Linked DNA regions of Homo sapiens: all the other regions are linked to region 1. Evidence: read pairs that join two places in POLR2A ChIA-PET (ENCODE). Cell type or tissue: Panc1. All regions are shown on one strand.

Region 1 (8,000 bases):
ACTTCTTTTTTTAATTCAAGAACAGGGATATTAAGGCAGGTGATGAAAGCAGAATTTTTAATAAGAGCATAGTGATGCTTTTCACAACGGACTTAGAAGACATTAAAATATATGTGTTTTGATCTTTTTCTGGATTTGAATATGAAGGACTAGTTATTGCAACAGACAGCAAAGTAATTCATTTCGGATGCATTTCAGCAAGCCAGCCCTCTAGGAGACGCTGGAATAAAATGTGGAAGTGTGTGACACAGACCAGACTGGACATGTACCCGGCCCATCAGCTAAAAAGCCAAAGAGCAGGTGGAAACAGGAATAACAGTGACAGTGATGGTTACCATGATGAGGAGCACTGCCAACGATTCCTGAACTTCCCAGGTGCCCTGTCCTTGCTTGGTGCTTCCCATGGATTATCTCAGTCTTCCCTGTGGCTCCATTAGACTACATATTGTCACATCATCCCCATTTTTCAGATAAGGAACTGAGGTGGGCTAAGTGTCAGGCCGTGGAGCCAGGATGAGAACTCCAGCTGTCTAGATAACCCATGTCCTGGTAACTGCCACTCTGCTCCCGAGTGGTCAGCATGTAAACCACTGCAGCGTGGGGACTGACTTCACCATCCCCTTGGCTCTGCCTCTGACCCCCCGAGCAGGTGAGAGCTCGAGCCAGCTATTCCGGGAATTAGGCATATACTCATTTTTTGCTTCAGTTATTTCACTAATTAAGGCAAAGTTTCTGGTAGTTTGACATTACGTATCTGGATAATTGCCTCAATGTATCATTTTCACTTTGCACCCGCAGACACAACCTTTAATGAAACTTGAAAACCCAACTCTCCTTGGGGGAAATGATACTCACTTCTGTTTCTAGGCCAGGCGCAGTGGCTCCCGCCTGTAATCCCAGCACTCTGGGAGGCCGAGGCCAGCGGATCACGAGATCAGGTGTTCGAGACCAGCCTGGCCAACATGGTGAAACCCCGTCTCTACTAAAAATACAAAAATTAGCGGGGCATGGTGGTGGTCGCCTGTAATCCCAGCTATTTGGGAGGCTGAGGCAGGAGAATCGCTTGAACCCAGGAGGCGGAGGTTGCAGTGAGCTGAGATCATGCCACTACACTCCAGGCTGGGTGACAGAGCAACACTCCGTCTCAAAAAAACCAAAAACACAAAAACCATCTGTTTCTAAATCTGTTTCTGAAAGTAGTTGAGGGCGCAGACTTCCACTTATAAGCTTAATTGCCCAACATGCAGAAGAAGTCTCCAACTTCCCTGTTTATCAGGCTTGAAAGTCAGCCTTGGTTTGGGGCAGATGGCCTGCTCCTGGTCCTTATCTGGGAGATGAGAGGTTCCGACAGTGTGATCTCTCAAGTGCCTCAGTTTGGATCTGAGCTTCTGTTCTAGCGGCTTCCATGCCCAACTGGATTGCATATCTTAGGAAGCAGGACAGAAGTGCACCTGCACTGATTACTGAGCAAATTGGTCTGAATAAGTGCAGTAGATGCCAGAGATTTCCACGAATGATGTGAATGTGATCACTGGCCAGAAAATATCCATGGACGATAAATATCTGGGCTTCATGCTCTGAAAAATGTTCCTAATCTCTTCTTTGTGATCCCCAAAGAGATTTTTAAGGGAGTTTGGAAGTCTGCCACTTGCAGAAGTCCTGGTGTTCCCAGCACTAAGTGCAGGATGTGGAGTCTGGGGTGCGACTGTCTTGTCACTCAGATGGGGCTGCATGCCCGGCACAGTGCTAAGTGCAGCCAGTTACTCTGGAATGTGCAAATGGCCCCTCTGCCCCAGCTGCAGAGCGCCTTGCGGGTGGCTCAGGTCCTAGTGGGGATAGGAAGAATGGGACAAAAGGAGGAGGCTAAGCCCAAGGCATGTGCTGTCACCAAAAGTGCTGGCTTCATCTCAGAAAGCTGTGGCTGGGTTGGGCTTGGTTGCTCAGGGGAACAGGGAGACGCAGCCCAGGAAATGAGCTGTGGCTGGGCTGGAGCCCACCTCCCCAGGAGGGAGGTGCATGGCAGCCCAGGTGGGGTGCCCCCATCCTAAGATGAAAGGTCTCCACCTCTTGCTTAAATTGTAAGGTGAACGCTTTTGGCCATTTCTAAGGAAAAGCACCTTTGGGATTTGTTCATCATCCTTCATTTTTGCTCAAGGTTTTGGGTGTGAAAACCTCAGAAAAACTAAGTCAACCAAAGACTTTCCAGCGATGTCATCGACTGTGTTGTCATCCAAAGGGGAAAATAATCCCAGCTTATGAATATTTAGAAAGAAGATAATTGCAAATTGCTTTGTGACCGTGTAAACTCGTTTTTTTTTTTCTTTCCCCCAGCCAGTTACATAAGAGGAGGTGTGGGTCAGTCCCAGAAATAGATGCAGAAGCAGTGACAGAACACGTCTTGGCGGTGGTGGAGAGAGACAGCCCTGGGTTCGAGTCCCAGACTCGCAGTGTGTTAGCTAAAGAAGTTTGAGAAACATCCGTCTCTTTCTTTCCATTTCAGCCTCCTCCCCCTTCCCCTAGCTGGTCGACGCTCAAAGCTCTCCTAGCCCAACACTCTGTAACTTGAGGAATAATGTTTTAAACCCCCAAATCTAGTCCTCCCATAAAACCCAGTGAATCTCTCAAATTGATTAAATGGAGGCACTCATTTTATTAGATAGGTAACTGGTATTTTGCCTTTTCTGAAGGGTAGAAGAGGGGAAAAAGTGACTGAGGGGACCAAATAAGAAAAAAAAGACAAAAAGACAGAAGAATTCGGGTTTTTAGTTGATTCCGAATACTCGATGCTTTTGAAACGTTTCCAAGTTTCCTTTACGGGAAAGGAATGCAAATGATCCAAAAGGGAGGAGGGATTTTTTTCCCCCTTCTTTTTTGTCCTGAGCTCAGTACCTGGGATTTTGCGGCATGTGCTGAAAAATTATATCTTCTGGGTGCAGAAATTTGCCTGAAAGGGTTATACGAAACTGAGAATGGGTCAAAACAAAACAAAACGGAAAAAACAAGACTTCTGGCCACAGGTAAGAATCATATAATTTACTGAGACATATCATTTTGGCATGTTTTGTTAAGGGTGAAAGCTAATTTGGAAGAGGCAGGAAGGGGCTCTTGAGGTTGGTGGGAATGAGCTGCCGTAATGGGGCCCGCAGAATCACCCTTGTGTCTGCTCCCAGCAGGACTGGCGGGGGAGGGGCAGGGAGTAGCTCTCTGTGGGTGTCGGGAACCCCAGGGCCAGTGAAGCCTGGGGCCAACCCCCAGCAGTCCCACAGCAGGGTTGGGTGACAACAATTTGCCTGAAAGTCATGGAGAAACAGGTTTTCAGTGACATAGAGACTAAGCCTAGAGGCAGAATTGTAAAACCTACCAAGTTTTATTACTTATTTACTTTTTTTCTTCTTTTTGAGATACGGTCTTGCTCTGTCACCCAGGCTGCAGTGTAAGTGGCATGATCATGGCTCACTGCAGCCTGGATCTCCTGGTTCAAGAGATCCCCCGACCTCAGCCTCCCAAGTAGCTGGGACTGTAGGCACCACCACTATGCCTGGCTAATTTTTAAATTTTTTGTAGAGATGGGGTTTTGCCTTGTTGCCCAGGCTGGTCTTGAACTCCTGGGCTCAAGCCATCCTCCCACCTCGGCCTCCCAACATGTTGGAATTACAGGCAAGAGCCACCGCGCTCAGCCCAAATTTTAAATTTAACCCCCGCCCCCAACATGTATTGGGCATTCTGTCTTTATGACTGGGCTATGTTTTTATGTGTGTTGCCTGCCTACCTTTAGAATTTTCTTCAGGACTTTTTTTTGTAAAAGCGAACAAAAGAAGAGACTCTTTTGCCTTCACAGAGCTGATAGGACTGTCAGCTGGTTAAGGCGGATGCTAGTCAGACAAGCACACACAAAAAACGGAAGTGGGAAGGGTTGGAGGATCAGGGCAGGGCCAGTGTGGTCTGGGGTTTCAGGGAAGGGGTCCTTGCCTGAGATCTGAAGGGTGAGCAAGAGCGAATGCATCTAGCAGGGCCAGTGGTGTTGGGGAAAATGGGATCTGGCTAAGGAGGCTGGGAGAGGCAGAGATGGACACACAGAGACAGCGAGATAAAGGCCGCCAGCAGGAGTGGGGGCTCGGGGGTGGGGTTGGGGGGATGCAGTGCTGCAAGGGGGATTGAATGTTCCCAGGTACAGCCCAGCAACGAAGAGGGGCTCAGGGCTTGGGGGACCTGCCCAAAGTCACAGAGTGGGTATGGTTGTTTCATGATCTCGTGGTGTCTCCCGGGCCGCAAGCCCCACAGCGCCAGGGCTGTGCCTACGCTGCGCACCCTGAATCCCCATGGACTCCCAGTCAGGGGCTTGCGTTCTGCTCCGTGGCCACTGCTGTACCTTTGCAAGGATGGGGAAGGCCTTGGGGATGGGGAGGCCATCACACAGGCACTTTGACTGCATCAAGCGAAATTCTTACTTAATCTGAAATGACTTCAGGTCTGAAAACTGTGTGCTTTGATCAAATATTTACTTTTCCGAAACAGAAACCAGAGCAGGTCTTGATTGTACCAGTCAGCTTGAACCAGTCAGCTACAATGACTTTTCGTAAGTCTATTTTTTTTTTTGAGATTTCGTTTTAGCCCAGGAGGAAATCTGCTATCTGCAAGAAAGTCCTGGCCTTCATAATGAGGCCTGAATTCTTTCCAGATCTTATGAGAAAGATTCCACTCTTCTGTGATTAATTCAGAGAGGTTACTAATTTCTCATACCATAGATCGTTTGCTTTGTGGGAGATGACTGTGCCTCAGCCAAGATCCACTTATTATTTTTTGAACAAGTTTTTTTTATTATCATGTTTACATAGCACTGAGGACACAAAACAACGCTGGAAGCTCAGCTGTCTGATTCATACGCTGTATTGCTGACTCTCACTTCTCCCTTCCCCTCTCTACTCTACCTCTCTGCAAAAGAAGGCTTTCCTTCCAGAGCTGGCAGCTGCCCCTGCTTCTTGACAGGATGAGCAAGACAGCGGTGGTTTAAGCAAGGTCTTCGCTGTGCTCCGGAGAGATGTGGGTATTCTGGGGGAACATGCCTTTGTTATAATATTTATTGAATGTTCACTTTTCCAGCTCTGAATACTGAAACTTAGTGAGATTTTTTTTTTCGAGCCATGCCCCATCAACACTTTTAGGTTGTCTCTAATGGAAAAGAGAAAAGAAAAAGATTCATTTTTGATGGACTGGGCATATCCAAGTTCAGTGTCTTGGGTGATAGGTCTATAAATAAATACTTGTTTGACCTATTTTACAGAGGTTGGAAATCTAGATTCTAGATCTGAGTGGAGTTATCAGAAACTAGGTCTGTTATCTAAAAAGCTAGAGGAAATTGACAAGGAGAAGGAGGGTCTGAAATGACCTTTTTTTTTTGAGACGGAGTGTCACTCTGTCCCCCCAGGCTGGAGTGCAGTGGTGCGATCTCAGCTCACTGCAACCTCCACCTCCTGAGTTCAAGCGATTCTCCTGCCTCGGCCTCCCGAGTAGCTGGGATTACAGGTGCCTGCCACCACGCCCGGCTAATTTTTGTATTTTTAGTAGAGATGGGGTTTCACCATGTTGGTCAGGCTGGTCTCAAACTGCTGATCTCAGGTGATCCACCCGCCTCGGCCTCCTAAAGTGCTGGGATTACAGGCATGAGCCACTGCGCCCAGCCTGAAATGACCATTTTTTAATTAGTTTCTTGTCTGGATCTCTCTCTCTTTGCCTCCTGGTGTCTTGGTGGGACCAGCGTTTTCATGGCCACATCAGGGTGGAGAAGGGCTCTCTCCCAGCCTCTCCAAAGCAGTTTTATTCAGACATTGCTGGTCTGCATGCAGCTTTAGCCAAGCCCCCCAACTCTTGAAAATGGGAAACTGCTTGATGAGTGAATGTGAAAGTACATGTCCCCATCCTCCATGAGGTGAGAGGTCTTCAGCTTGCGTTTAAGTCCAGCCCTGCCTCTTACTTGCAGTGTGATTTAGGGCCAGCCACTTCACTGTCAGAGCCTCGGGCTCCCTTCATCCTTTTTAAAAGTATTCGGCCACTGATTCCGGCTCGGCTGGGTCTTTATACACCAGGCCAAAGTCCTTACTGTTGAGCTGAGATCCTGTTTGCAGAAACGGGAGGGAGGAAAGAAAAAGAAATGAGGCTGCTGGTGGTGGTGGTTGCCGTTTGTTGAGCAGTTGGAGTTGGCAGGCACTATGGGCATATTTTTGTGGGGATTTTCCCGTCTAATCTCCACGCCTGTCCATGGGGTCGGTACTGCCGTTAATCTCCCTGCTACAGATCAGCGAAGGGAGGCACCGAAGTGCAAAGCAGTTTGCCCGAGGGCACACAGCCGGTAAGGGGTTGATACAAACCAGATGGCACGTGTGGATGTTCACCTGCCTCTGGGTTTTGGCTTTTCATCTTTCCTCCCCGCCATGTTTCTCTTTCCACAAGGGTATGTGCCCGTTCCTATGTGCCCAGCAGCTGTATGGGATGAGATCCTAGGCTGCCTCTGTCAAACGCTCTTTGGGCATTGGTGAACATTCATAAAACAGCATCCTCTGGGGTCACATTGTCCCTTTTGCTCTTGGACCTGGAGTTCCTTTGGTCTGTGCGTGTGTGTAAAGATGCATGCCCACTCCAGGGAATTCTGTGGTCTGCTTGGGGTTTTCCATTGCAGTGGCAGAGAAGACAAGGGAAAATGTCCTTCCCGGCTGCACTCCCAGGCCTGTCATTTGGAGTTGAATGGTAATAGAAGGGTTTTTTTTTTTTTTTTAATGATTTATAGTATGTCTGGAGGAAAGATGTTATTAATTCAAAGATAACTTGAGAAAGGAGGGGACACAGTGCAGCTTGGACAGAGCTTCCCACTGGTGCTTTGCGCAGTCTTTAGCCCACCTCTGCCTTGCCTTATGTGGTCCTATGGCCTCATTTCAATTCCCTATTTCACCTGATCTGACGAGGGAGGCAAGGAGTGCATGCATTTTCAACAGATAAAGAAACTGAGGCTCAGAGACGTGTCTTACTGGACGTGAACTCACGTCCTGGAGGCCTAGGCCCAGTCCGTTTTCTATTTGCCACACCATTTTTTGTGCAACATTTATTATTTTTTCTTTATTATCTTTGTAGTTACAAAAGTGATGCTTGCTCTATGTAAGTAAAATTGGAAGCAAGATGGAATGTGTAAACAGAAAGCATAGCCCCCCAAATGCTACCCACAATCAACAATGGGAAACTGTGTGGGGAGTGTATTAGTCCGTTTTCACGCTGCTGATAAAGACGTGCCCAAGACTGGGAAGAATAAGGGGTTTAATTAGACTTACAGTTCCACCTGGCTGGGGAGGACCCAGAATCATGGTGGGAGGCAAAAGGCACTTCTTACATGGCTGCGGCAAGAGAAAATGAGACAGAAGCAAAAGCGGAAACCCCCGATAAACCCATCAGATCTCGTGCTTATTTACTATCACGAGAATAGCACGGGAAAAACCGGCCCCCATGAGTCAATTACCTCCTCCTGGGTCCCTCCCACAACACGTGGGAATTCTGGGAGCTACAATTCAAGTTGAGATTTGGGTGGGCACACAGTCAAACCATATCAGGGAGTGAATGTGAATGTGCATGTCCCATCCTCCATGAAGTGAGAGGCAGTTTGGGCTTCAGCTTGTGTTTAAATCCAGTTCTGCCATTTACTTACAGTGTGATTTAGGGCAAGCCACGTCACCCCACCCAGAGCCACCGTTTTCTTATCTGCACAATGGGGCGATTACACCTACCTTTAGCGTTGTCTAAAAGTCAGAAAGAGATGAGAGGAAGCAGGTTCCCAGCTTGATGCCTGCCATAAAATGGCAGCTCATCCTGGTTCCTTTCCCTTTCTCCCTACACCAGTGCTTCTCAAACTTTCCTCTTCGTACTCAAAGGTGAAAGACAGTGAGAGCTCCCTGGGGTTTCCCAGGCTGGCCCCGACAGCTTGCAGCCAGCAAGGCAAGCTGGATCTCTGCAAATTTTGT
Region 2 (8,000 bases), 220 kb after region 1:
GCCACAGGAAGCAATAAAAATAGAATATCTAAGAAACACGGATGATTCATTCAGACAAAGAACATCTGTCAATGGGCTAAATGGACCTAACTTACTATTAATAGAACAAAACTGAAATTGTACCATAAAGCAAATTTAATCACAGGTCACAGCAGGCACATACTAAACATAAAGGGAATCATACTTGTACCCCCAGTGGCTTCCATGTATTGACTGTCTTTTCTGTGCCAGGCACCATACAAAATACTTGTAACTGTGACAATGGTATTATCACATATTTTATTTCTATCCTCATTTTATAGATCAACTGACCTAACTGGGGGTATTTAAATAATGAGCTGTAGAATGAGGACTTGCACTTGACCTGCATGCATTTCTGAAGGCGATTCTGAGCTGTGCTGCCTTCTTGGAGTGCATAGGAGGATACACACAATCTTTATTGGGTCACTCATAAATGAATTAATAATTGCTTAAGAATTAAACTTGTTCCATAGATATACAATGTTAATGGCTAAAGCATTTCCCAGATTGGAGTTAAATTGAATTAGAATGTTGATGTGAAAACATTTGCCTGTTTCTTTTTCAGTTAGTATATTTCTTCATCTTTTCTTCTTTTAAATAGTTAATAAATGGTTTATGGTGTGTTGAATAGAATTTATTTTTAAATATTTTTAATTTTAAACCGTGGATGTTTACTAGTTTCCTTGGCCAATGCAAGGAAATAGTTAAGAAATTGGTTTTGGTTTTAAAAGTTGCTTCAAAAACAATGAATACAGTGTTTTTGTACAGCCTACTTTACCGATGATTAAGGTTGGAATTGGGACAAGGTGCATTGCCAATTTGCAGAAGGATCAGCAGATTGCACCTGGAAAGTTTTATGGGTTTATAGCAGTGGTTTATTACAGAGGTTTATTGAAGGCAGACATTCAGACCACATGATGGCCATTTTATGGCAGATTACTTACTTTACTAATCAAATGTCACAGCTAACGTTTTTTAGATAACCTCCCCCTGAAAAGGCATTAACTTGCTGATAATCTATAGTTTCAGCTATTGCTTCTAAATTTTTTTCTCAAAAATATTTTAAAATAACTATCACTTTATCCTGTTTCTCTCCAAATAGCCCTGGGATACGTCTGCAGAGAGGCAGCTGTAAGTCAATTATCCTGGAGTCACTAAATAGTTACATTCACTTGGATATGACTTTTTATTTGCTTCCAGATGTTTCTGTGTAGAGGCAGCCCATGATTATGAAATATGTACAGTGCAGATCAGTGACTCACTGCCGCAGAATGATTTTGATATTCACTGTTGTCTCTATCTCTCAGAAATCAAAGCCCTTTGCATAATACCTAGCACGTAGTCAATGCTCTGTAGATACCTGAAAAATGAAAGAATCAACAGTAGACATTGTATCAGTCACCCTCTATATCTATGTATCCCTTTCCTTTTACTTTTTAAAATTGCTTTTTAAAACTTGTTTTAATCAATTTTATAACAAACAAACACACTTCACATTCCACCCGGCCCCTGACTACCATCAAGCACTGTGGATGGCACAGCTACTGGAAACTCTTTTTAATTGTCTCTTTGGGAATTGAAATCTTCAATTCTTTTTCTTTTTTTTTTGAGACAGAGTCTCGCCCTGTTGCCCAGGCTAGAGTGCAGTGGTGCCATCTCGGCTCACTGCAACCTCCGCCTCTCAGGTTCAAGCAATTCTCCTGCCTCAGCCTCCTGAGTGGCTGAGATTACAGGCCTGTACCACCACACTCGGCAAATGTTCTATATTTTTGGTAGAGACAAGGTTTCACCGTGTTGGCCAGGCTAGTCTAGAACTCCTGACTTCAAGTGATCCACCCACCTTGGCCTCCCAAAGTGCTGGGATTACAGGCGTGAGCCACCGCACCTGGCCTGAAATCTTCACTTCTAAATAATATGCACATATTGATCTGTATCAATTTATAGATGTAGACTTGATGTTTTAGATCCCTATTCTGGAAGATGAGGCTATCACCCATTTTTATCACCCCTTTCCTCTCTTCCATCTTTCCAATAAAATTGTAGCTCAATTTTTGGGTAAATCTGTATCTAAGGTTTTCATTATTATGACTGAAAATTTTGCTTCCTACTTACTGAGCCAAGAAATACTTTAATTTTGAGTCAGGAAATATTTACTTCATATCATTTCTTAACAACCTTTTGTTTTCCTGGGCCTGCTTGTATTTTTAAGAACATATTCTCCCCACACCCTGCAATAGGTCTGGATCTGAAAAAACAAACAAACAAAAAAAACCTTCAATATCATTTTTTATGCAGCCACATCTGTTCAGTGGTTTTTAGTCCTGCTTTGTGTTTTACGTTTCTGTTAGATACTCTTTCAGAAGCCATTTCACCTGCTGCATTCTGAATGGGCTACTCTCTGGGTCTCCTACATGTCTACTGTCTTGGGTCTTCTTCACCATCATTCTGATAATTCTCTGCTATGTTGGAACCCTTGATTTCTGGGTCTGATATATTCCTCTCTGTAGTGTTCTGCCTCATTTTTTTGGAGTGCATCCTCTAGTACAGGGTCCCCAAGTCCCCCGTCCACAGACCAGTACCAATCTATGGCCGGTTAGGAACGGGGCTTTCACAGCAAGAAGTGAGTGGCAGGCCAGAGAGCAAAGCTTCACCTGTTTTTACAGCCACTCCCCATTGCTCAAATTACGGCCTGAACTCCACCTCCTGTAAGATCAGCAGTGGTATTAGATGCTCAAAGGAGCGCAAACCCTACTGTGAACTGTGCATATAGGGGATCTGGGTTGTGCGCTCCTTATGAGAATCTAATGCCTGATGATCTGTCACTGTCTCCCATCACCTCCAGATGAAAATGTCTAGTTGCAGGAAAACGAGCTCAGGCTACCATTGATTCTACGTTATGGTAAGTTGTGTAATTTTATTTCATTATATATTACAATTTAATAATAATAGAAATAAAGTGCACAATACATATAATATGCTTAAATTATCCCAAAACCATCCCCCACCCCCAGATGGTGGAAAAACCAGTCCCTGGTGCCAGAAAGTTTGGGGACTGCTGCTTCAGTAGCTTCATGGAAATGGTGTATGAAAAATAGATTTTTTGAGAGTCTGTGAATCTGAAAATGTCTTTATTTTGCCATCATGATTGATAGTTTGGCTGAGTGTAAAAATTCTAGGATGAAAAATCTTTCCCTTTTGAACTTTGAAAGCACCATCCCTCCATTCTTCTAGCTTCAGATGCTGCTATTGAGAATTCTGATGTCATTCTTATTCCTCTTTCTTTCTTTGTGTGTGTTCCTTTTACTGCTTGTTTCCTCTTTGGAAACTTTTAGAATCTTTTCTTTATTTCTGATGTTTTGAAGTTTCAAAATGATATTCCATGGTGTGTATATTAGTTTATTATGTGTACTAGATTCTTACATGTTTTGAAGACTTAACTGGGAAAGTACAGTTTTTATTTGGTCGTTTTTTTCCCCCTAAAATTCTTCTGGATTTCTTCCTCTGCTTTTCTTATTTTTCTCCTGTTGTCTATTTTTGTGTACTGTTTTCCTTTTGTGAGATTTCTTCAACTTTATCTTTTTAGCCTTTTTGTTTTAAAAATAGAAAGCCTTTCTATTTTAAAAGTTGCTGACATTTTAAAAATTTCAACTTTCACATTTTAATTTCCAAGAGCTCTTTATTGTTCAGTGCTTTTTCCTTTTTTAGAGTATTCTGTTCTTGTTTCATGAAATCAAGACCTTTCTAGAAATATTAATTATAGATTTTTAAAGCCTTTTTTCTGTTCTCTATTATAGTTTGCATTTTTTTTTTCTGTTTGTTATAAACCTGACTGCATGGTGTTCTATAGCTGGTTGGGGGAAGGAGCTGGAACATGTCACTCTTTAGTGTGCTGATGCCCCCAGAGGTTACTGTTTTCATCCATCACGGCACCCCTGCCTCCTCTGTGCCTAGTATCCCCAATCCAGGGTCTCTACAGTTTGCTTTCTTTTCAGAGAAAAATTTCAGGTCCTCTGTGGAGTGGGGGTGGAGATATGGGGGAATTAATTGTATTTTTTTTTTTTTTTTTTGAGACTGAGTCTTGCTCTGTCACCCAGGCTAGAGTGCAGTGGTGCAATCTTGGCTCACTGCAGCCTCTGCCCCCCGGTTCAAGTGATTCTCCTGCCTCAGCCTCCTGAGTAGCTAGGGTTACAGACGTGAGCCACTGTGCCCAGTCTAGTTGTTTTTTTAATACACATTTTGAAGCAATTGCCTGTTGAGTCCTGCCTTACCCTCACCTCCCAAAGGTATCTTGAAACCCAGGTTCTCAGCTTTTCTAAGGTTCTGTGTGGCTTGCTTCTTATTGTGCTGTTTTGACGTTTGCACTTCCTTCTCTTGCTGAGTCATTCAGGATTCCTCCATCTGATTCTGTCTTCATATATTGTAATTTAGGGCTTTCATATGTCTTTTGGTTTTATCAGAGATCAAAGTTGTATTTCTGTGTCTTGCTTTCTTTGCTTGGGGTTGACTTTTGAGAGAAGAACACAGAAAAACTAATGTGTTTATCCCATCATCTTGAAACAGAAAAATCCTCTTAGATTGACCTTAGACAGTATCAGGTTTTCTCTTTGTGTTGGATTTGATAATTCCCACATTTATCTTAAGCAAAATTGAGTCTGTTAGGGGCATTGGTGTGCTTTCTTTAAGGTAAAAAAAAATGCATATAATTTAATTTCCTTTATAAAATTACATTAATTCTCAGTTTTTTTTTGGTATTGTAGTAGATTCATTCTACGTTAGTGACGTTTTCAAGACTAGTGTACCCTTTAAAGAATCAAACCTTTTGGTTCACCAACTTTTAGTTGAAATTTCTCCAAAATTTATCAGCGATTTCCCTACATTATTAAAGAGAAAGAGATGAATGCATTCTTCTCGTGGTTTCTCGGAGGCATCATCTGAATATCATTTATTGCACGATGGTATAATTTTGTAACATCTCTGGGGCTGGTACCTCCTCTTTCACTGAATTCTCCCAGGCACTTGCTTTTTAAATTCATAATCGATTTTGCAGAGGTGGCTGTCACTTCCCAATGAGTCATCTTTGGGAAGAGCTCTCCATTCCCCTGACACTGTGCTACATTTAATTGACTGTCCAGTGTGCTCAGAAAGAACTGAGATTGGCAGCAGAAACAAAATATTCAGGCTGGCAAAACCAGGAGCCTTAAATTTAATTTCAAATCCTGTTCAGTAGTCTTTGATGGACAGTTCCTTCCAGTTTCCATGATTCTATAGGGTACATGTCTCAGGCTATGTGGCAGTTCTATTCTTCTCTGCTAAGCCTCAGATGTCTAACACTGTACTGTGGTTTTGTCCTGATAGAACGCTTATGTTAGCTGGTACAGTGATGGATAGAGTTTTGCTCAGCAGAACCTTTGGCCAAGTTGTTCACGCCTATAGCTGGACTCTTAGTTTCACATTTCCATTGCCAATTAAAAGTAAGGCTGTCCCCAGAATTTGAGTTGAAATGCTCAGAGATAGGGAAGATGGGCTGGCTGATCATTTTTATCATTCAGACTTTTTTTTTTTAATCTGATCATAAGAAATAGCTTTGCAGGAGAATGGTGTGAACCCGGGAGGCGGAGCTTGCAGTGAGCTGAGATGGCGCCACTGCACTCCAGCCTGGGCAACAGAGCGAGACTCCGTCTCAAAAAAAAAAAAAAAAAAATAGCTCTGTGAAATAGCCATGGAAAAATAGGGTTAATAAACGAGGATGCTTCACTTGGTTCAAATGTCCTTTTTGGGAGGCGAGGAGTCAGGGAATTATCTCTTCACATGGTGATAATATAGAGAAAATTCCAGAGCAAAAACTTTACCTATCTTGGAAATTCAGATCAAAAGAATTTTGGAGCAGGGCATGGTGGTGTGTGCTTGTAGTCCCAGCTATTCAGAGGGCCGAGGAGGGAGGGTCATTTAAACCCAGGAGTCTGAGGCCAGCCTGGGCAACATACCAAGACTCCATCTCTGAAAAAAAAAAAAAGAATTTTTGGTAGTAATAGCAGCTGATACTGAACACATCAAATGACTTAAACACTAACAAACAAATGTTCACTGGATAAACTTACCCTTCAACACCTACTTCAAGTATCCCCTGGTCTTGGGGCTTTCTGTCTATGATCAGCCCCACACTAAGTTAGTGATTCTGTCCTTAAATGCTCCCGCAGCGGTTTGCTCATATTCCTGAAATAGCACCGGCCCCACTGTGTTCTAATTCATCTATTTTCACATCTTTCTTCCTGCCTAGATGGCGAGGTTCTGGGAGGGAACGATTCACCTTTGCGTCCCCAGCACCTGGTGTGCGTGGGCTGCTGTGTGGGAGATGGTTTATGTGTGCTAGATGAATGAGTAGTAGGAGTACTCATTAAATTTCATCTTTCACACTGGGCAAAAAGAGGACATGGTATATTGAAATATTTTCAACTTGTGGATACTAAGCAACTCCCTTTTATGATTTAGGATGAGGAGTTCAGGGCACAATTATTTTTTTCTTTAACACCTTCCTCATTTTCTTCTCCTATCCTCCCTCCCTTCCTCTCAGCCTCAGGAAAAGATATGTCTTAATTTTCTTCAATTAAGAGTCTTTTTGAAGAACACCGCTTTCTTTCTTTCTAGGCGGGCATTAATGAAAATGATTTTTATGACGGAGCGTGGTGCGCGGGAAGAAATGACCTCCAGCAGTGGATTGAAGTGGATGCTCGGCGCCTGACCAGATTCACTGGTGTCATCACTCAAGGGAGGAACTCCCTCTGGCTGTGAGTGTACCTGGACATATGCTTTCTGGACCCTGTTTTGGGTCTAGCTTTTGAGGGTCTGGACAGACACAGGTCTGGAAGTTGCAGAGAGGTGTTTGGTGATGGGCAGTAGAAGAGGAGAAAATTGGAATATGAACAGGAGGCTGGGCTCGTTGTCGACACATTCTCCTGGGGGGGATGGTGCGTTTCAGAACGACACCCTCCCCCTGTACAGGAGTGGAGAGAAAGATCTGCCTGTCAGGTAGAGCAGAGTAGACACAGACTCAGTGAAATCCAGGCGGTTTAGGCAGCTCTGGGACGAGATATTAGTGTCTTGACTGGTGGCCAGGGCACAGCCCAAGGCAGGACCTCTGGACAAACAGTGAGTACACAGTTCTGGGGTAGAGGGCATGGATTGTCCAGATCCTGGAAAGAAGGACTGGAAATCTAGGTTCCTAAATGGAGGATCACGAGAGAAGTAGTGAAAGTCAAGGATGACAGAGCTTGAGGCCTGAGAATGAGAAGGGGTCTCATTTCTCAGAATTTCACTCAGGGCCAAGGCTGGGACAGTGACAAGTGTGATCTGATGGTAATCACAGGAGAGATGGGCTGCAGCCCCTGAAAACCCTCCGTCTTATGACATATGCATACAGTGAAACATATTATTCAGCCTTAAAGAGGAAGGCATGCTGCCACATGCTACACATGGGTACAGCTTGGGGACATTCTGCTGAGTGCAATACACCAGTCACAAAAGACAAACACTGCATGATTCCACTTCCATGATGACCTAGAGCAGTCAGATGTACAGAGGCAGAAATTAGAATGGTGTTGCCAGGGCTAGGAGGAAGGGGGAATTGGGAGTTAATGTTGAAGAGGTACAGAGGTTCAGTATAGCTTGATGAAAAGTTCTGGAGATAGATGGTTGCAAATCAATGTGAATGAACTTAATACCACAAAACTGTACAGTTCAAGATGGTTACAATGATAAATTTTATGTTATGTTTATTTTACAACAAGCAAGCAAAAATACATGAACAAAATCACCCTGTCGACCGCGGCGGCTCAGGGCTGGTTGTGGAGACGGAGGTAGAGCTGCATCCCTGAGGGATGTTGTGTGGCTCCAGCCATGTGGACGGTGGTCACGCAGAGCTTGGGGGCTTTGTGGAGGGGCGCAGTAGGGTCAGCAGGACCTCAGGTGCTTTCTGAACTTAT
Region 3 (8,000 bases), 330 kb after region 1:
CTGAGCAGTAGGTCTCAACAGTGTGCTTAAAATATTCAATAAACCGTGCTATAAACAGATGTACTGTGATCCAGGCTTTGTTATTCCATTTATAGAGCACAGGAAGAGTAGATGTAGCATAATTCTTAAGGGCCCTAAGATTTTCAGAATGGCAAATGTACATTGGCTTCAACTTAAAGTCACCATTAGCCCCTAACAAGAGAGTCAGCCTGTTCTTTGAAGCTTTGAGGTCAGGCGTTGACTTCTCTCTAGCTATGAAAGTCCTAGATGACATCTACTTCTCATGTAAGGCTGTTTTGTCTACATTGAAAATACATTGATTAGTGTGGCCACCTTCATCAGTGGTCTTAGCTAGATCTTCTGGATAATTTGCTGCAGCTTCTCCATTAGCACTTGCTGCTTCACCCTCTACTTTTATGTTATGGAGACGGCTTCTTTCCTTAAGCCTCATGCAGCAACCTCTGCTAGTTTCATGCTTTTCTTCTACATCGTCCTCAACTCCCTCAGACTTCATAGACTTGAAGAGAGTTGGGGCCTTGCTCTGGATTAGACTTTGGCTTAATGGAAGGTTTTGGCTGGTTTGATCTTCTATCCAGACCACTCAAACTTTCTCCATATTGGCAATAAGGCTGTTTTGCTTTGTTATCACTTGTGTGTTCACTAGAGTAGCACTTTTAATTTCCTTCAAGAACTTTCCCTTTAAATTCACAGCTTGGCTGTTTGCCACAAGTTACCTGGCTTTTGGTCTACCTTAACTTTCAACATGCCTTCCTCACTAAGCTTAATCATTTCTAGCTTTTGGTTTAAAGTGAGAGATGTGTGACTTTTCCTTTCACTTGAACACTTAGAGGCCACTGTAGGATTATTAACTGGACTAATTTCAATATCGTTTTATCACAGGGAACAGGAAGGCCTGAGAAAAGGGAAAGAGATGGAGGAAGGGCTGGTTAGGGGAGCAGTCGGAACACACACAACATTCATTGATTAAGTTTGCCATATTACATGGGTGCAGTTCATAGTGCCTCAAAACAATTACAATAATAACATCAAAACTCACTAGTCACAGATCACCATAACAGATAAAATCAAAATGAAAAAGCTTGAAATATTGTGAGAATTACCAAAATGTGATGCAGAGACACAAAGTGAACATATGCTGTTGGAAACATGGCACCAACGGATCATTGTAGGGTTGCTACAAGCCTTCAATTTATAAAAAAAATGAGGTATGTGTAAAGCACAATAAGGCAAAGCACAATAAAATGAGGCATGTCTGTATACAGTCTGTCAGAATAATGATACCATTTAGTTGAACACAAATTTACATTTTTTGTAGTGTTAAACATTAACTAGGAATAATGCTAGCTTATTTGAGCAGTAAACCTGAATAAGGTTAGGAAACAGTGTGTATAGTAGAATAAAATCTACCTCGTGTTATACATAGCATTAATTAGAAAGACATAGCTGCCTTGTTATTAATCAAAATTATTAAACTAGTCTCATTTGCCAAAGATTTACCTTAATTATATGGATTCCTAAAATGCTTTTAAGTTAGCTTTGGCTGACACACTTCAAGTATTAAAAGTTTAATGTCCTTATTTTCTCGTAATTTGGGAAAATTTCATTTCTAGAAGTGTTTGTATCCAACCAAAATATAGCTCTTTTATTTTTTTATTTTTTGAGACAGAATCTTGCTGTGTTTCCCAGTCTGGAGTGCAGTGGCGTGATCTTGGCTCACTGCAACCTCCGCCTCCTGGGTTCAAGCAATTCGCCTGCCTCAGCCTCCTGAGTAGCTGGGATTACAGGCATGCACCACCACATCCGGCTAATTTTTGTATTTTGAGTAGAGACAGGGTTTCACCATGTTGGCCTGGCTGGTCTTGAACTCCTGACCTCTGAAGATTCCACCAGCCTCGGCCTCCCTAAGTGCTAGAATTGCAAGGGTGAGCCACTGCGCCCAACCTAGCTCCTTTAATTTAAGAGACTTTTAAAATTCAATTTATTAATACGCTCTGGATATACAAAAACATCAAATACACAATGAAAGGTAGTTTTCTGAATTATAGACACCTAGACTTATGATCCCGTAGATAGTTTATAGCTTCAATTCTACCATTTTAGCTGCTACTCATAAAAACTCACAGTTCCAAGTATCAAAGAGCTCTTGTCTTTCCTAGTAGGCACAAAATTATTATCTCATTTACATAGACAAATGGACAAACAAAAGACTGCTGAGAGGTGAGCTCTTACTCCGAAGAGAGGGCACTGGCCCCTCCAGGCATAGGGCTGCCCTCAGCCTTCAGAGCTCACTTGCCTGTGCTTGGAGAGCCATAGTGCCTGGGAACGCTGTTCTCTGGAGCACTCCCCCACCAATGAGTGATGGGTGTGAGTCTATAAATACCCCAGCTCTCTCGCTCCTAGATCAGGATATTTCTGAGTTGGATTCTACACGGTCCCCAGAACTTCCCATGGGACTGAGCCAAGGTTTTCCTTGACATCACATCTTTGCTTGGTGCCTTCCTTTCCTGATCGAAGGTCTCCACGCCCCTATCAGGTTTTCTTGGACTCACTTTCCAATAAATTTCTTTCACACACATCCTTATCCCAGAAGCTGTTTCCGGGGAACTCAGCCTGAGGTTCTAAATATCCCCTGCATCTGTCAGAACAGGACCCTGAGTATTTTTGGGGGAGCAATATTGTGATAGTGTGATTTACAATCAGAAATATATATTTAGTCTCTGTCCCCGGGTTCTTGTAATTCCTGAGCCATAGAGGTGCTAGGTGTATCTTTTGTTTGAATGTTTGGTCTTTGACCTCAGTTCCTGATACAGAGCACCTAATCCCTTGAAATTTTCTGGGTGATAGGAGCACCTTTTGTTCCAATGAGGCTACTCTTAGTGGGCTCCTGGATGGAGCTAATCACCAGAAATACCAAGCCATGATTAAAAGCTTGGAACTTCCAGCCCCACATCCCATCCTCCAGGAGAGGGACAGGGGATAGAGACTGGGCTAATAATTTACCATGTCTATATGATGAAGCCTCCATGAAAATTCCTAAAAGATGAGGTTCAAAGAGCTTCTGGGTTGACTCCAATTCAGGTCTCTCTGATGGTGCAAAAGTCAACATCTCCAACTCATAAGCAACACAGAACTCAGGAACAATTTTGCTTACATTTTCATAATTTAATCTGCCTGAGAACTTTAGATACCAGAAGCCAAAACACTACACAGTGACTAAAATGAATAACACTGTTACTGGGCTGTTTTCAGCTGTTTTCAGATGTTCCTTTATGCACTGAGGCCCTTTCCCAGCATCCTCCCCAAATCGCCTACAATTTCTAACATTGCCCGAGCTGTCATTGGGCCTCACCTCATAACTTGGCAGCCATTGTTAAGAATTAGAAGACGAGGGTCGGGCGTGATGGCTCACGCCTGTAATCCCAACACTTTGGGAGGCCGAGGCAGGCGGATCACAAGGTCAGGAAATTCAGACCATCCTGGCCAATATGGTGAAATCCCGTCTCTACTAAAAAATACAAAAAATTAGCCGGGCATGGTGGCACGTGCCTTGCTTGAACCCAGAAGGTGGAGGTTGCAGTGAGTCGAGATTGCACCACTGCACTCCAGCCTCGGTGACCAGAGGGAGACTCCATCTCAAACAAACAAACAAACAAAAACAAACAAACCAACAACAACAACAACAACAAAAAGGAATTAGAGGATGAGAATAAAAATGTTTGTGTACACTAACCTTGTTGGAGCTGTGAATGCTGCTGTGTTCACACATTTGGGTGGAAACTTTCAGCCTGGTAAACACCTATCAGTGATCCTGGACAATTCTGAATTTACAGAGTATGAAAACATGCTATTTCCAAACATTGCTTCCTCTCTTCTAGTTGATCAATAAAGAACTTTATGAGATCCTTCTTCTGGATAACGGAAAAGGTCATGAGCTTCCTAGGGTGCTTGCTTGCTTAGTTATTTCATTAAGGATAAAATTATCTATGTTCCTAAAACCCTGATAAAGAAAGACATCCTGTTTGTGAAAGCAGTGGGTTTTGAGTCAGGTGATACAGGAAAGTGAGAGACTGACTATATAGTGCAAGGAAGGCTTGACCATCTATAGCAATTGAATTCTGACCCACAACCTGCAGCAACCAGTCCAGAAAACTAGCCTGGGAAACCAGCCTACTATTTATAAGTCAGACTTGCAGGAAGCCAGGCCACTATATCTAGCGCAATTCAGGAAGCCACACAGTAACCTCTGTAACAGTCTGTCCAAAATGACCAAGGCTCCAATAATAAAGAACCGCTTCCCTAGTTTTTGTCCCTGCTTCCAACTTAGGACCAACCAGAGAAGGTTAGATTTTTATTTTTCCCCTAACCAATGACATAGAATGTTCTGCTTCTACTTAGTCCATCTACAGCTTCCTGTGCCCGCAGCCTCCAGTCAGGGACCACCGGAAGCTTCCTTTTCTTCTGCTATGAAGCTCTCCCACTCCTCTGCCTGCTTTTTTTTTTTTTTTTAGAGAGGGTCTCTTACTCTGTCTCCCAGGCTGGAATGCAATGGCAAAAACATGGCTTACTGCAGCTTTGATCTCCTGGGCTCAAGTGATCCTCCCATCTTAGCCTCCTGAGTAGCTGGGACTACAGGGATATACCACCGTACACAGTGAATTATTTTTTAAATTTTTTGTAGAGATGGGCATCTCACTATGCTGCCCAGGCTGGTCTCAAACTCCTGGTCTCAAGTGATCCTTCTGCCTTGGCCTCCCAAAGTGTTGGGATTACAGGTGTGAGCCACTGTGGCTGGCCTCTCCCTGCCTTTCCTCTTGTGAGTTTCTATGAAAACACAAGTGATGATGGCTGCCTCCCTTGCTGAAGCAAGCTCGGAATAAACAGCTCATTCCCATTTGGTTGGTCTTTATTTCCACAAGAAAGAGGAAGTGATTTGAGTTCAGACTCTGTCACTCACTGCCTGTGTGATTCCAAGCAAGTGACTTCATTCTGCTCTGGCTTAGGGTCCTCATCTGCAGAGGAAAGGTGGTGGAACTAAGCACCTGCAAGGTGCCCACAGAGAACAGCAGACAGCCGAGAAGGATCCTGTGCTGCTTTTAAAAATTCATGTTTTGGAGTCAACTCTATTGCCCTCATTTTTTTTCTTTTTTTAGGAATATAGGGTAAATATTTTTTTCATTTACATGGCACTTTGCAATTTATAGAGGATTTGCACATCCATCGTTTTATTTGTTCTTCTCAGCAACCCCTAGGGGAGGCAGGAAATTCCCCTCAGCTCCATTATGCAAATGAGGAGGTGAGGCTGCCTCACAGAGGGCTCCACAGGTGGAGCCATACTAAGCGCTTACCCTACCCTGACCCCTTTTAGTACAGAGGAGGCAAACCAAACCCGTGCACTTGGCTCACAGGAGTATTTGTTCATGATCCACTGCCTCTGGATAGTGATATACGGACTTTTCTTCAGAGCAGAGTTTCTCTCCATAGTGCTGCTAACTGGCGATGTCCTTCGCCTGCAGCCCTAGCTTTGGTTGTGAGAATCTCTTTCCAGCTCAGGCTCTGTCTGTTGTGCCAACACCCACAGTACTATTGGAGCAGCGGGGATCACACAGCATCAGGACGGGATGTTGGTGCTCTTGAGGGTTGTAAGGTCAGAGGTGTGGAAATGCCCAAGTTCTCCCTGCAAATCACCTCTACTTGCTCCCTAGAGGCTCAAAGAGGCACAGAATCCCTAAAAATGCAGGTTTGTTCTAAGATGAGCTTTGTGAAAAGCCTTTCTTGAGTGTCTGCTGTGGTCCCATCGAATAGGCATTGGGAACTCTTAAGGTGGAAAGACTCCAGCCTTGTGGTTCTAACATAGGTGACAGCAAAGGCATGTATGTGCACCTCGAGGGCAGGTTTTAGAGGCTGCTCATCTCTGATGACTGCAGTGGGAGGGTGGGGGTTGACTGGCAAGGAAGGTGACCTTTCACCCGGATGCAGAAGATGAACCAGAGTTCAGCTGGCTGACTGGGTGGGGTAGGGGAGGGGGAGGATAAGAGCGGGGTCTCTTTAGGGAGAGGGGACAGTCTGTGCAGTGGCTCTGAGGGACACGAGTACATTGTATTTGAGGAGCTATAAGAGGACCCCAAATTAGAAAGGGAAAAAAAACCAGGGTGGGGAAAGGCAGGTGATGCTACTGCTGGGTTCAGCTGTGAGCCTTTCCGTGTGGCTGCTCCAGGCCCACAGAGCACTCACAAAGGCCGCACTTGCAATCCCAAGAAGCACAAAGAACAGGGAGCACAGCTTCTCACTGAGAAGTGATGGGGTCATTTCAGAGTACTGTTGCTTTTGTCTAAAAGCGTGCAAGTTAAAGAGCTTTATTTTAATAAATGAAGTGGAAAAATTGTTTAGTCTTTAAGAAAGGAGGATAAATTGGCCTTTAAAAAAAGTCAAGCAACTGTGGGACAGGCCTTTGGATTTAATTGCAAGCGTATATTTGGCAAATCTGGTACCTTTGCAATCACCTCCCACACATTTGCCTGCCCAGTGAGCCAGGCAGGGAGACTGGGGAGACAGGTGTGCTTGTTTCCTTCTTCCTGATGGGAAAATGAGGCCTGGGGATGGCCAGGAACTTGCCTGAGGTTTTTTCCAATTATCAAGCAGCAGAAATTTTGAGAGACTGGCATTTAGTAAAGGACAGACGATTGAAAAGATTGCAAGATGGGAGTTTGGAGCAACAATATCCACAATGGGATATTTTGTCTAACTGTGTGCCTTGGTTTGGGGGTTCCCAACAGTCAAGTCTGAGATGAGAACTTGAGTGCAGGGAGTCATTTGGGGGGTGGTTCCAGGAAGCAGGAGGGAGGGAACAGAGAAAGGGACATGGTAGGGGAGAAGCTAGGATGAAGTTCACTGTGAATGGCAGCGGGAGCCTATGGAATGCCTCTTGCTATGGTCTTGCTATGGCCATGTGCAGGATGGGAGGTTTTGTCCCCTGCTCCCCTCCCATTGGCCAAGGCTTATCCCCAGGGTGCTCACTCCCTGCACTTTCAAGCTACACTTGTGTGAAGGCTGGTGGGCTCCTGGGTGCCCACAGAGGGCCCAGTGAGAAAAGCCAGCAATGCAGAGCCCTTGGACAGAACTGAGGAGACTGGCGCTGGTCACCATTGGCATCTGTAACACCAAGTGAGGTATCTTTGCAAGGTGAGCCGGGGCAAATGACCCATGCATGGGACAACTGAGTAGAAAGATGTTCTGAATTCACCATTTCAAGACCTGGACCAGTGAAGGCCCAGGAATCTCTCTGCCTGCATCTCTCTGATGCACTGTTGGTTATAAGGAATCCTAAGCCACTGGTAACAGGAGGGCAGGAAAAGGACTAAAGGCTGGGGTGAACACCGATTCATTGATTTACTTATTTATCAAGTATTTACAAACACCCACTGTTTACCAGGCACTGTGCAAGGCTCAGGGGATAAAGCAGAGATGGAAACAGGAAATGTCTCTGTCCTCACCAAAATGGCATTTGCTAGGTCTTCGGGTTTCTCTAGTTGTTTCGGTCCCAGTGGGTTTGCTGTGGATGTACAGAAGATGATACCATGGGGTCACAGGTGGAGGGAGTCAGGTGAGGTAATCCCTTGTCCAATGTGTGATGTACTCAGCCACCTTGCAAGTAGAAGTCATTCAAGAAGGGCGTGGAGAAAGAGCTGCAGGATGTAAGCATCTTTGTCCAAGAAAGTGGCTTTCTGGAGGGAGAGATGAGGCTGGGGTAAACCTCGAGCCTTCCTGATGGGCCAGAGGATGGTGGGATTAGGAGACAGAGGACCTGTCACTGCAGAAGAATGAAATGTCCTGGGGGAGAAAATATACCTTATCTCTATAAGGTCTGCCTGGGTGGGGATCCATGGTTCATGTGTTCATGCATAACACCTAAATTCACATCTACATGCACACATATGTGGTTCAGCAATCCTGAGAGATGCTATAGAGCCAAGGATGACTGG

The links. ChIA-PET counts read pairs that join two places held together with the same protein. Peaks named below come from ENCODE experiments on the same cell type or tissue, not always from the same donor. Only the 100,000 strongest peaks of a DNase experiment are listed, where the experiment ranks them.
Region 2: POLR2A ChIA-PET joins it to region 1 with 12 read pairs; 1 of 35 experiments calls an interaction of 5 or more read pairs at or near these places.
Region 3: POLR2A ChIA-PET joins it to region 1 with 7 read pairs; 2 of 35 experiments call an interaction of 5 or more read pairs at or near these places.

What each region holds. Positions count from the first base shown.
Region 1 is chr10:124,060,781-124,068,780 of GRCh38, reverse strand. The region is part of intron 1 of CHST15 (carbohydrate sulfotransferase 15); the gene reads left to right. Among named protein-coding and RNA genes, the nearest start is that of CHST15, 29 kb to the left of the region's middle. In Panc1, no CTCF peak of the experiment used is centred here; DNase peaks (open chromatin) are centred at 4,600 and 4,710; H3K4me3 peaks cover 289 bases.
Region 2 is chr10:123,841,155-123,849,154 of GRCh38, reverse strand. It overlaps CPXM2 (carboxypeptidase X, M14 family member 2), which reads left to right. Exons shown (of 14, transcript NM_198148.3): 4 at 6,667-6,806. Among named protein-coding and RNA genes, the nearest start is that of CPXM2, 47 kb to the left of the region's middle. In Panc1, no CTCF peak of the experiment used is centred here; no DNase peak of the experiment used is centred here; H3K27ac peaks cover 1,590 bases; H3K27me3 peaks cover 38 bases.
Region 3 is chr10:123,727,059-123,735,058 of GRCh38, reverse strand. No RefSeq gene overlaps it. Among named protein-coding and RNA genes, the nearest start is that of CPXM2-AS1, 46 kb to the left of the region's middle. RefSeq lists an enhancer at 5,193-5,692. In Panc1, no CTCF peak of the experiment used is centred here; no DNase peak of the experiment used is centred here.